Regions from separate parts of the Homo sapiens genome. Here region 2 is linked to region 1. Evidence: read pairs that join two places in POLR2A ChIA-PET (ENCODE). Cell type or tissue: MCF 10A. All regions are shown on one strand. Links, peaks and the distances in the headings refer to the core of each region. The heading gives the core; the rest is flanking DNA. Region 1 overlaps SESN1 (sestrin 1). Region 2 overlaps SESN1 (sestrin 1).

Region 1 (5,395 bases), core at 60-5,059:
TTGGTCAGGTGCGGTGGCTCACACCTGTAATCCTAGCATTTGGGAGGCCGAGGTGGGCGCATCACGAGGTCAGGAGATTGAGACCATCCTGGCTAACATGGTGAAACCCTGTCTCTACTAAAAATACAAAAAATTAGCCAGGTGTGGCGGCACACGCCTGTGGTCCTAGCTACTCGGGAGACAGGAGAATCACTTGAACCCAGGAGGCAGAGGCTGCAGTGAGCCGAGATCATGCCACTGTACTCCAGCCTGGGTGACACAGCGAGACTCTGTCTCCAAAAAAAAAAAAAAAGATTGTTGGGGATTTTCGTATTGATTTATAGTAATCTTTCTTTAAAATTTAGCCCTTTGTTATTTGAGTGGCAAATATAATTCCTAGCTTTCTGTTTACTTTTGACTTTGTATATATTTATTTTTCCCATGTGAAAGTCTTTATTTTTATGTCATTAAATTTATCAATCTTATATTTTATGACTTTTGGCTTTTGTGGTATTCTTAGGCCTGCTGCACTCCATGAGTGTTTTCTTCTAGTACTATAATGTTTTTTGCTTTTTTTCTAAGTTTTCATTTTTTTCTTACATTTAACTCTGATTTATTGTGGGGTAAAGCATGTTATAGTGTTCCAGCTTCACTTTTTTTCTGAATGGCTATCCAGTTGTCCCAAGATCATTTGTTGAATAATTCATTTTCCCCCATTTGAAATGACACCTTTTCGTATACTAAAGTCCCAAGTCTCTTAGTTATAAAACAGTAATAAACCCTTGAAACAGGCATTTTCCTAAAATACATTTTGTTTAAGTAAGACAGTTTTCAAGATTAAAGAAATTAGAGGGGATAAATGTTAATTTTAGCCTTAGTTTTGTCCAATAGGTATTGTTTCAAATGTATGTAATTGGATGAGAAATTCAGCAGTTAGAAAAGCTAAGAGTCATCATTGTATATAAATGGCTGCTATTGGTGCCAAAATTATATATTGAATAACAGGGATGTCCTCTGGCATTCATTACAGGATGTTAAAATTGAGACACACACGTGGCCAGACCAGTGAATTAAGTGCCTCCTCTAATGAAGGGTATAATGTTAAAGCATTACTATCTTCAGTGTAAGGATGGACTAACCAGGGAGAAGTCACCAACCTCCAGTATAAGATTATTTTATTTAAATATTATTTTATGAATTCTGTTGGCAAATATAAACTACTTTGAATCTTGATGTCTCCTAATAAAGATTACCTTCACTTTTGTCCTTCCTGCTTAATTTTTAAAAGCCTGTTCTGCTTTAAAGACTTTCATTTGCTGGGACCAGATTTCTTGGATTGCTGACACATGTCCTTCTCTCTGTGCACCCACCCCCACCCCATCCCCACTTTTTTTCTTTAAAAGGAAAATATCTGGTTTATATCATGAAGAACTTTAAAAGCAGTAAGGAGAGAGTAGAATTATATGAGTATTTAATTATATATATAATATATATGAGTGAAGGGGTTAATCTTTAATTGTATAAATTCTAAAAAAAATTTTTAAATGACACTAGATAGGACATAGGCCTCAAAACAACAAAAAGTTGAAATATATTATTTTAGTTTTGTTTCTGTAAACACACTATATGGGGAGGGTGAGGGAGGGAAAGGAAACCCTAACAGATTTTCAGTTCTTGTTAACCATACTACACCATCACATAAGGTACAGGATTCTAGAGTCACTGTGTCAAATGTCAGAAAACTATTTCTCAATTATTTGAGCTTCTCTAAAATATAATATGGGCAAGATTGATGACATCCTGTAAATAAAAAAAAACTTAATTTAAGGCAAACTTACAAACAAAATGAGTTTCTCTAAAATTATTTAACTGCAGAGAAAACATGCCCTGTAGTGCTGTCTCTTGTGAATTTAGTTTTTATTTTTCATAAATTTACATTCTAACCGTGAGGTGTTGTTTTAGATGTAATAATAATTACACTTTTTCTAGTTTAAGACACCTAGGTGGAAGTACTGCTTTTTCATTTTCTGACGATGCACAGGGATTGATATTTGGGTTGGTTGAGTTTTAGATGTACAAACACACTGGTCTTATTTTGTATCACTGATGATCCACAGGGTTGGCTGCTATGTGCTGAACTTTCTGTTCTAGACTTTCTGCCAAGTACTTTATGCAAAACTCTGGTTTTAGTGAAACAGGTTTTATTGTTTTTAATCAGAGTTGTATTATAAGCTGTTGTTAGCTATGTAATGCTAACAGAAGAGTTGGTATGTATATACAGCCATGAAAACAAACCATCAAAACAAGCCTGTCTCTGTTCGACTGGTTGTTTTTCCCTCCCATTCCTTTAGCCTCAGTTCATTTTGTTTACTGCCAAAGGCCTGAGATGGTGTAATTTTCTTTTCTAGGAACTTGGCATTAGAATTCCTCGACCACTAGGACAGGGACCAAGCAGATTCATCCCAGAAAAGGAGGTACGTTGTTTGTGAAAGTACATAGTGAACTGTATGCTTTTAAGGAAGAGCTTTCATGACCCACATGTTGGCATCTGAAGAACTGTTGGTCAACAACATGTTTTAGTCAGAGTTGGTTGCAGTTAATCATTCTTTGGCAGTGAATCTGTGGGAATAAAAAGCTGTTGTACTTGTGTTGATTTCTAGTATTTCATGATGTGTTTTTAACACCCATATTTAATCAAGTAAAGCCAAGATTTGTTTTTGACCAGTGATACAACATCTGCTTATATTTAGATGTTGTTTAGGTGTGCCCATAACCTGAGTTACTTAGTCTTGACTGTCTCCACAGGCTGATATCAGTGCTAGATTGGATCTTTAATTCTATATATGTATAAAAGCATCTATGCTTTATTTTCATAAGAAGTGTATGCTATTAGTTAATTTTAGTTCTCCTTAAATTGAGTGAGAGTAGGCGGTTTTGTAAAGAAAGGCTTTAGTGTCTGTTTGCAAGCTCTGCAAATTTGATAATCTAAATCTGCTTCTTTATCTGGATTCTGGCCAACTCTGCAAGCAGCCTATCTAGATGGCCTTTAATGTTCAGCCTTTGTTGTTTATCCCCTACTATATAATATGTAACTGTTTATTCTTCTGTATCTTTCAACCAGTTGAGTTTAAATTTGTAACCCCTCTTTCTTAAGCCAGATTTAATCTGCTTCTAAATGATACTTAGAGTGTAGCGCATGTATATTTTCTTCCCTTAACACCAATTTACCATTTCAGTAACCATGGTTTTTCTCATTTATACAGATCCTCCAAGTGGGGAGTGAAGACGCACAGATGCATGCTTTATTTGCAGATTCTTTTGCTGCTTTGGGCCGTTTGGATAACATTACGTTAGTGATGGTTTTCCACCCACAATATTTAGAAAGTTTCTTAAAAACTCAGCACTATCTACTGCAAATGGATGGGCCGTTACCCCTACATTATCGTCACTACATTGGAATAATGGTTTGTAAACATTCAGTGAAAAATTGTTTTTGCCTATTTTTATTAATCTCTTTAAGAGACAGTTAATGCTTTAAACACAGGGATAAATACTTAGATTATGATATATAATATGATTCCTGTTGCACAGTCTCTGTTTTTCCTATTTTTAAATAAGTACGCTCTCAAGTATAACAGAAAAAGAAGCAAGTATTTATACATTGCTGAGAACCATTCTTCATTAAATAAGTAGAACACAAGTTCTGTTTCATTATTATAAATAGTTCACATTGACATAAGTGGTGCTTCCTGTTCAAGATGTAAATAATATTCCATTATTTTATGATTGGCACCTTAATTGAAGTTTCTTCTTAATCTGAAGTTCTGAAAGTATATAGATAAAATGTCTAAAGTTCAAATACTTTTATCAGATATTTTGTTTGTTCTTGGAATATTTCTAAGGTTCTTACAGTATTTGAATTTTTAAAATGTTTATATAAAAACTGCATTTCTGTAGTTTACGGAAAATTTGAAAACATACTAATAAACTTAATTAGCTCTTTTGCATGTTGTAAATAAAAAGGATATGTAGTTCAAGGTTTTAATATTTATAATTAGAATAATCTTTTTGTTTTAAGGCTGCGGCAAGACATCAGTGCTCCTACTTAGTGAACCTGCATGTAAATGATTTCCTTCATGTTGGTGGGGACCCCAAGTGGCTCAATGGTTTAGAGAATGCTCCTCAAAAACTACAGAATTTAGGAGAACTTAACAAAGTGTTAGCCCATAGACCTTGGCTTATTACCAAAGAACACATTGAGGTAAGCAGTGGGGTAATATATCTTGGGAGTCATTTCAGACTTTTTTAGAGCAGTTTTAGGATTACAGAAAAATCGCACAGAAAGTACAGAGAGTTCCTATTTTCTACCCCCTGAATCTCTTCCCACAGATGCACATTTTCTTCTGTTACAGCATTTCTGTGGTACATTTGCTGTAATTGATATATTACTAGTAACTCTATAGTTCACATTAGGGTTCAGTCTTTGCATTGTATCGTTCTACACATTTTGACAAATGCCTAATGTCACGCATCCATTACAATATCATATGGAATAGTTAGTACCCTAAAAATGCCCTGGGTTCCACCTGTTCATCCCTTTCCCCCCCTTTCCCCTTCCCCTAAACCCCTGCAACCACTCATCTTTTTATTGTTTCTATATAGTTTTGCCTTTTCCAGAATGTCATACAGCTGGAATCATACAAAAGTATGTAGCTTTTCAGACTGGCTTCTTTCATCTAGCAACATCCATTTAAGGCTTCTTCATGCTTTTTCACGACTTGATAGTTCATTTCTTTTTATCACTGAATAATTCTCTATTGTATAGTTATGCCATAGTTTGTTTATCCATTCACCTATTGAAGGACATCTTGGTTACTGCCAGTTTGGGGCAATTACGGATAAAGCTGCTGTAAACATTCATGTATAGGTTTTTGTTTCTTGTTTTTTGTCGACAAAAGTTTTCACCTCATTTGGATAAATAATTAGGTGTGCGATTTGTGGATAATACGGTAAGCCTACGTTTACCTTTGTAAGAAACTGTAAAACTCTTCCAAAGGGCAGTATCAGTTTGCATTCCCACCAGCAATGAAGCAGCATTCCTGTTGTCCCACATCTTGGCCAGCATTGGTGTCAGTGTTTTGGATTTCAGCCATTCTGATAAGTGTGAAGTGGCATCTCATTGTTATGCATCTTTATGTTACGTTTTAAATGCCATGTTAAGCTAGTTCTGGTTCTATTTATTAATAGAGATAATAGAGTAAAAGTAGATTGATGTTCTCTAAAATTGTCTACCATGCACTATAAATTCTTAGAGATGCATCTTTTGGTCTTATCTATTTCATAGAATAGATACTATTAGATAATTAAAGATATTATCAAGAAGATACAAGATTTGAATATATTAATACAATGCCTA
Region 2 (5,395 bases), core at 257-5,256, 58 kb before region 1:
AATGTGTACCCCACAGATACCAGGGGACTACTGTGTATGAATTCATGTTTTAATACAGCTATTTCTGTGTCTCTCTCTTTCACACGCACACACCATCTTAAAATTTTTATATATGACTTCTCATAGTGTTTTCGTTAAAGATAAATGTTTTTACATGGCCTCACATAATTTATCATCCAAACTGGGACACTGTGAGAGAAGGGATTACACCAAGTCAACAGGAGTAAGCCAAATTGAATAGTCAGCCTCCCTGCAAGGCCCTCCATGGTGTGGCTGCTGACCTTGGCAGCCTCATCTTGCAATGTGCTCTTCCTCGCTCTGTGCGCCTCAGACTCACAGGCCCTCTTTGCTTACTGCTTACTTTTGCTCAAAAGCCTTTGACATGCTTTCTCCTCTACCTGGACAGAGCTTTGCCTCTGCTCTCTTATTCACCTAATAAACTCCCCTTGTTCATTTTTCGGATTTCTCTCAATTCTGACTTCCTCAAGAATGCCTTCCAGGCTGGGCATGGTGGCTCATGCCTGTAGTCCCAGCTACCTGGGAGGCTGAGGCAGGAGGATGGCTTGAGACTAGGAGTTCAAGGCTGCAGTGAGCCGTGACTGTACCACTGCACTCCAATCTGGGTGACAGAGTAAGACCCTGTCTCTTAAAAAGAAAGCCTTCTAGGGCTTCCCTAACTTGATCCATTCTCTCTCATTATTCCTCAGAGCACCATCTTTTATCACGTTTAGATAATTCTTGGATTAATTTCTGTCCTCCACTAAAGTGAGGTTTAATGTGGGTAGAGACCATATCAGGGTTTTCTCATCATTTATTTTTTCATCACTCATTAGGCACATAGTAAAAACTAAATAAATATTTGTTAGATTAATTAATTTTTTTTTTGAGACAGGATCTCGCTCTGTTGCCCAGGCTGGAGTGCAGTGGTGCGCTCTCAGTTCACTGCAACCTCTGCCTCCTGGGCTCAAGCCATCTTCCCACCTCAGCCTCCTGAGGAGCTAAGACTACAGGTGTGTGCTACCATGCCTGGCTAATTTTTGTATTTTTAGTAGAGACAGGGTTTCACCATGTTGCCCAGGCTGGTCGCGAACTCCTGACCTCAAGCAGTCCACCCACTTCCATCTCCCAGAGTGCTGGGATAACAGGTATGAGCCACCTCACCCAGCAGGTTAATTAATTTAAAAGAGGAAGATGAAGATCAAGTTTATTGCATATCCCAAAATATTTAGGTAGAATTAATTCTGATACATCCCCTTTAATTTTTGTTTAAAATACATGGTACATTTTTAAATTATAACTGAAAGTGTTCAAAATTTAAAATTTTTATTTTACATGTTATACACAAATAGAAAATTTCTAAACATTAAATTTGTTGAAAAAAATTTTTTGGTCAAGGCTGTTTTTTTCTTAGATCGCATGCCTGTCTATTATTTAGGTTTAATACATGGAATCAGATGTGGTTTCACAGATATGTATATTAGTACATTGTTCTTTTTTCCTAAGGGAAATATAAAATTAAGAGTAACTTATTGTTGCTTTAATTTTAGATTATGTACATTTTAAAGTCAGATATACAACTGAGTTATGAATAATATGTGTGAGATATTTCAAAAAGTAAAATGCATTTTTAAAGAAATTGTTACCTTTCTGAGTAGCAATTTAATCATAAATTAAATCAGGGTTCATATACATGTATTGATTTAACCATTTAAATGTATTTGATTTGAAATTGGTCTGTCCTGATGCAAGGATTCAGAGGGGAGAATAGAAAGAGCAGTGGATACTTTTCCTGGAGACATTGAAAGTTGCCTGGCATAAATTTAACACAGAGAGAAGGAAGATTATGTCATTATTCCTGATTCCCTTGGTCATTCGTCTTGTGGAGAACAATTGCTACATTCCAGTAACAAGTTTTCTGAGGCTTACTAATAGCTCCATGACATATTAAGTACTGATCTCATTTAATTATAATTTCAGTGAGATTAAATTATTCTATGTAGTTAAAGTAGAATCGAGCATCCTACAGATGCTGCACTAATTATAGTTATTGATGGCCTACTTTTTCTGACCTAAAAAGGTAAATGAGGGAGGGAATTGTCTTTGCCTTTGAGGAATTTTCCCTCTAAAATAGATTAGTTCACTGTCATTGCTGTTTATTTTCACCTAACACTTTTCTAGAATCTTCATAAAACTGCACAGTACTGAACTAATCAATAGAAAAGGCAGATGAATATTCTCCCAAAGGAAAAAAGGCTTGGCAGGTCAAATCAAGCATGTCAGATCTCTCTTGCCACTCCCAATTAGAAATTGTAAAGTTTTATAAACAGGTGCTTTAAGCAAAAGATGGGATCTGTGGATCAGGAATACATACACAAGACACTAATTTTAAAAGCTATTACATTTCTTAAAATACTTATCTAAAAATTCTCCTTTTAAATTTTTTAGAATCTATTCTAGAAAAAAAACTCAACAAATTATCCTTTGTTAATGTTTTATTTAGTGGTGTGGCTTTTTCCACAGATTAGATTGTTTACTCCTTAATATAAATGTGTGTGTGTGTGTGTGTACGTGTGTGTACACATGTGTTTGTCTTTTTTGTTGTTTGTTATTGTTTATTAATGTGTGATTAACAGAGGCCTAGCTTTGGTGCTTTCAGGCTGAGAACTAAAGGGATGATTTGTAGAAAACTAAAGTAGGTCAAAGAATACCATGGTGTAGCAAAGGGGAAGTCCCTGTGTTTAGTCACATTGTTTTGCCTCTGGTGGAGTTCACTTTCATTGTTATAGTCTAGGCCTGTCTTCCTGTGAGTGGAAGAAATCGTCAAATTGCAGAAAAGTCTCGGGAATATTATCATAAGTAACTTTTTAAAACAATATGTTATTGTAAGTTATTGGAAGGGCCGGTAGGGGCAGCAAAGGAAAAATAAAAAGTAGAACTGAATTTATCCCTAAATTAATTTCACAGATCAAAAGCAAAAATATGCATGAATATGACACCTTCTCTAAGTATGATGTAAGGAGTACTGTGTGGGTCTCTGTGGGATGGGAACTAGCATTTCAAATTTTGCCCGCCTTGTGCTTGCTTCAGCAGCACATATGCCAAAGTTGGAATGATACAGAGAAAATTAGCATGCCCCTGCACAAGAATGACATGCAAATTTGTAAAGCGTTCCATATTTTAAAAATAAAAATACAAACAAAATTTTGCCCTCTTATTCTGCTTTTTTATATATAGCCATTATGGAAGTGACCATGTTTCGAAATCAAGGAGCTGTTCCAGGCTTTAGCAATCCATGTCATGTTAGTTCTGAAAATATGCAACTGAATAAACATTAAAAGCACACCTACTGATCGTTGCAGTAGCAACTATCACACTTTTATGAAACACCATTTTGTGTCTGCTTGGCTATGATTAAGCAGTACTATTAGAATCCAGGAATGTACTCTGGCTAGCTTCAAAGATCTTAGACTGTTTTTTACATCTCAAAGTTAAAATGAATTTCTCTTAAAATTAAATTTTAAGAAATAGCTTCCTCAGGTTGGTTAAATGTTAAGAAGTTATCTGTAAATTATGTGTGTGTGTGTGTGTGTGTATGAAGTGATATATATGGAGTTACATAAATTTTGAAAAACTTCGTTTTAAATTTGGTGTTTCCTCAAATATAGTATACTTGATATTTTGGATTATGTTTTCTCTTACAGCAGAAGGTTTATTCTCTGACTAAATTTCCTTTCTTTAGGTACCCCCCTACCCACCCACCCTTTATAAGGGCAAGACACCTATGAGAATATTAAGCCTTTTAGCTCAGAGTTTTACTGAAGTTATTTTCTATTCTTGTATTTGCCAAGAATTGCTGACAACTTAAAAAACTATCATACGAGTGAAAACCAGTTGCCTAGATTGTTTGATGATTTTGGTCAAGTGTGGATCGGGATTTCCTGTCATTTTTCTTCCTCTTCTGGGGCTGCATTGCTTCTATCTCTCAGCAATTGTACACTTGGAAAGAAAAAACAAAAGAAGGTCACTAGATCTGAATTACTTTTACTTCTGTGCCAAATGAAACTTTCCTTCTGTTACGTGTTACAATGTTTGGCATCTTTTGGCATCTAGAGAGAGATAAGCAGTTAGGAGGACAATGTGGGATCTGTACAGTCACGCATCACCTAATGATGGACATATGTTCTGAGAAATGTCATCAGGCAATTTTGTCCTTGGGCAAACATCACAGAGTGTACTTACACAAACCTAGATGGTATAGCCTACTGCACACGTAGGCTATATGGTATAACCTAGTGTTCCTAGGCTACAAACCTGTATAGCATGTTACTATACTGAGTACACACTGGCAGTTGTAACACAATGGTAATTATTTGTATATCTAAATATATCTAAGCCTGGGCAACATGGTAAAACCCCATCTCTACAAAAATACAAAAATTAGTCCTGTGTGGTGGTGTGTGCCTGTAGGTCCAGCTACTTGGGAGGCTGAGGTGGGAGGATCACTTGAACTCAGGAGGTCAAGGCTGCGGTGAGCCGTGATCGTACCACTCCACTCCAGCCTAGGCAACAGAGCGAGGCCCTGCCTCAAAAAGTTAATTAATTAATTAATTAATATATCTAAACATAGGAAAGGTATAGTAAAAAAAAAAAAGTTACTGTACAATATTAGGGGACCCTGTTGTATATGCAGTACATCATTGACTGAAACATCATTATGTGTTACATGATTGAACCTCATCTAGAGACAGCCAGTTCCTTCTCTTGGGCTGAAACATGTTCCTGGAATTCATATGATAAAGCAGGTTATCATCAAGAGAAACTCATTTTCCTATGGATTATATGATCCAGCAGCTTAGAATACATTTCTGAATTCTTTGTGTTTTGGGGTGTAGCTGAATGAAGTTTTTAGTATGTCAAAGGGAGACATGTTTTAAGAAGTAGGCATTCTACTGAAAGTATTGTAATTGCTTGCTGAATGAAGGGGATAATCCTTGCCACTGCCTTTAAATACTAGGAGTTCCTGCAGGACAGCCTGAATATTTTTTCTGGATCATTAAATGAACAACTGGGTTCCAGAAGATAAGAGAAGTATGAACTTCTGAGCAGAGGTAGATCCTTGAATAAGAGGAACCTTTCTTTAGAAACAGTAATTGAATTTTGGGAATTGTTGAGTATGTCAGTCTGGAATGTGTTTGGCTGCAAATAACAAAAAAACCCTACTATGTAGTATAAACAGATAGGGGTCTGCCTCCACAAGAAGTCTTAATTAGGCAGTCCAGAGCCGGTGTGATGTTCAACTACATTAATAAAAGCCCTCTGCCATCCTTAGAATGTGATTTGTATCAAGGTTGTAAAAAGTCTGTTGTACCTTCACGTATCAATCACTATATTTCTG

What was found. Peaks named below come from ENCODE experiments on the same cell type or tissue, not always from the same donor. Only the 100,000 strongest peaks of a DNase experiment are listed, where the experiment ranks them.
Region 2: POLR2A ChIA-PET joins it to region 1 with 10 read pairs; 12 of 35 experiments call an interaction of 5 or more read pairs at or near these places.

What each region holds. Positions count from the first base shown.
Region 1 is chr6:108,999,336-109,004,730 of GRCh38, reverse strand. It overlaps SESN1 (sestrin 1), which reads left to right. Exons shown (of 10, transcript NM_014454.3): 2 at 2,388-2,453; 3 at 3,243-3,443; 4 at 4,058-4,240. It also overlaps a transcript of ARMC2 not described here. Among named protein-coding and RNA genes, the nearest start is that of ARMC2-AS1, 78 kb to the right of the region's middle. In MCF 10A, for the core only: no CTCF peak of the experiment used is centred there; a DNase peak (open chromatin) is centred at 2,490.
Region 2 is chr6:109,057,294-109,062,688 of GRCh38, reverse strand. All of the region lies in intron 1 of SESN1 (sestrin 1), which reads left to right. It also overlaps the pseudogene RNU6-653P. Among named protein-coding and RNA genes, the nearest start is that of SESN1, 35 kb to the left of the region's middle. In MCF 10A, for the core only: CTCF peaks have their summits at 2,786 and 2,987; DNase peaks (open chromatin) are centred at 2,768 and 3,298.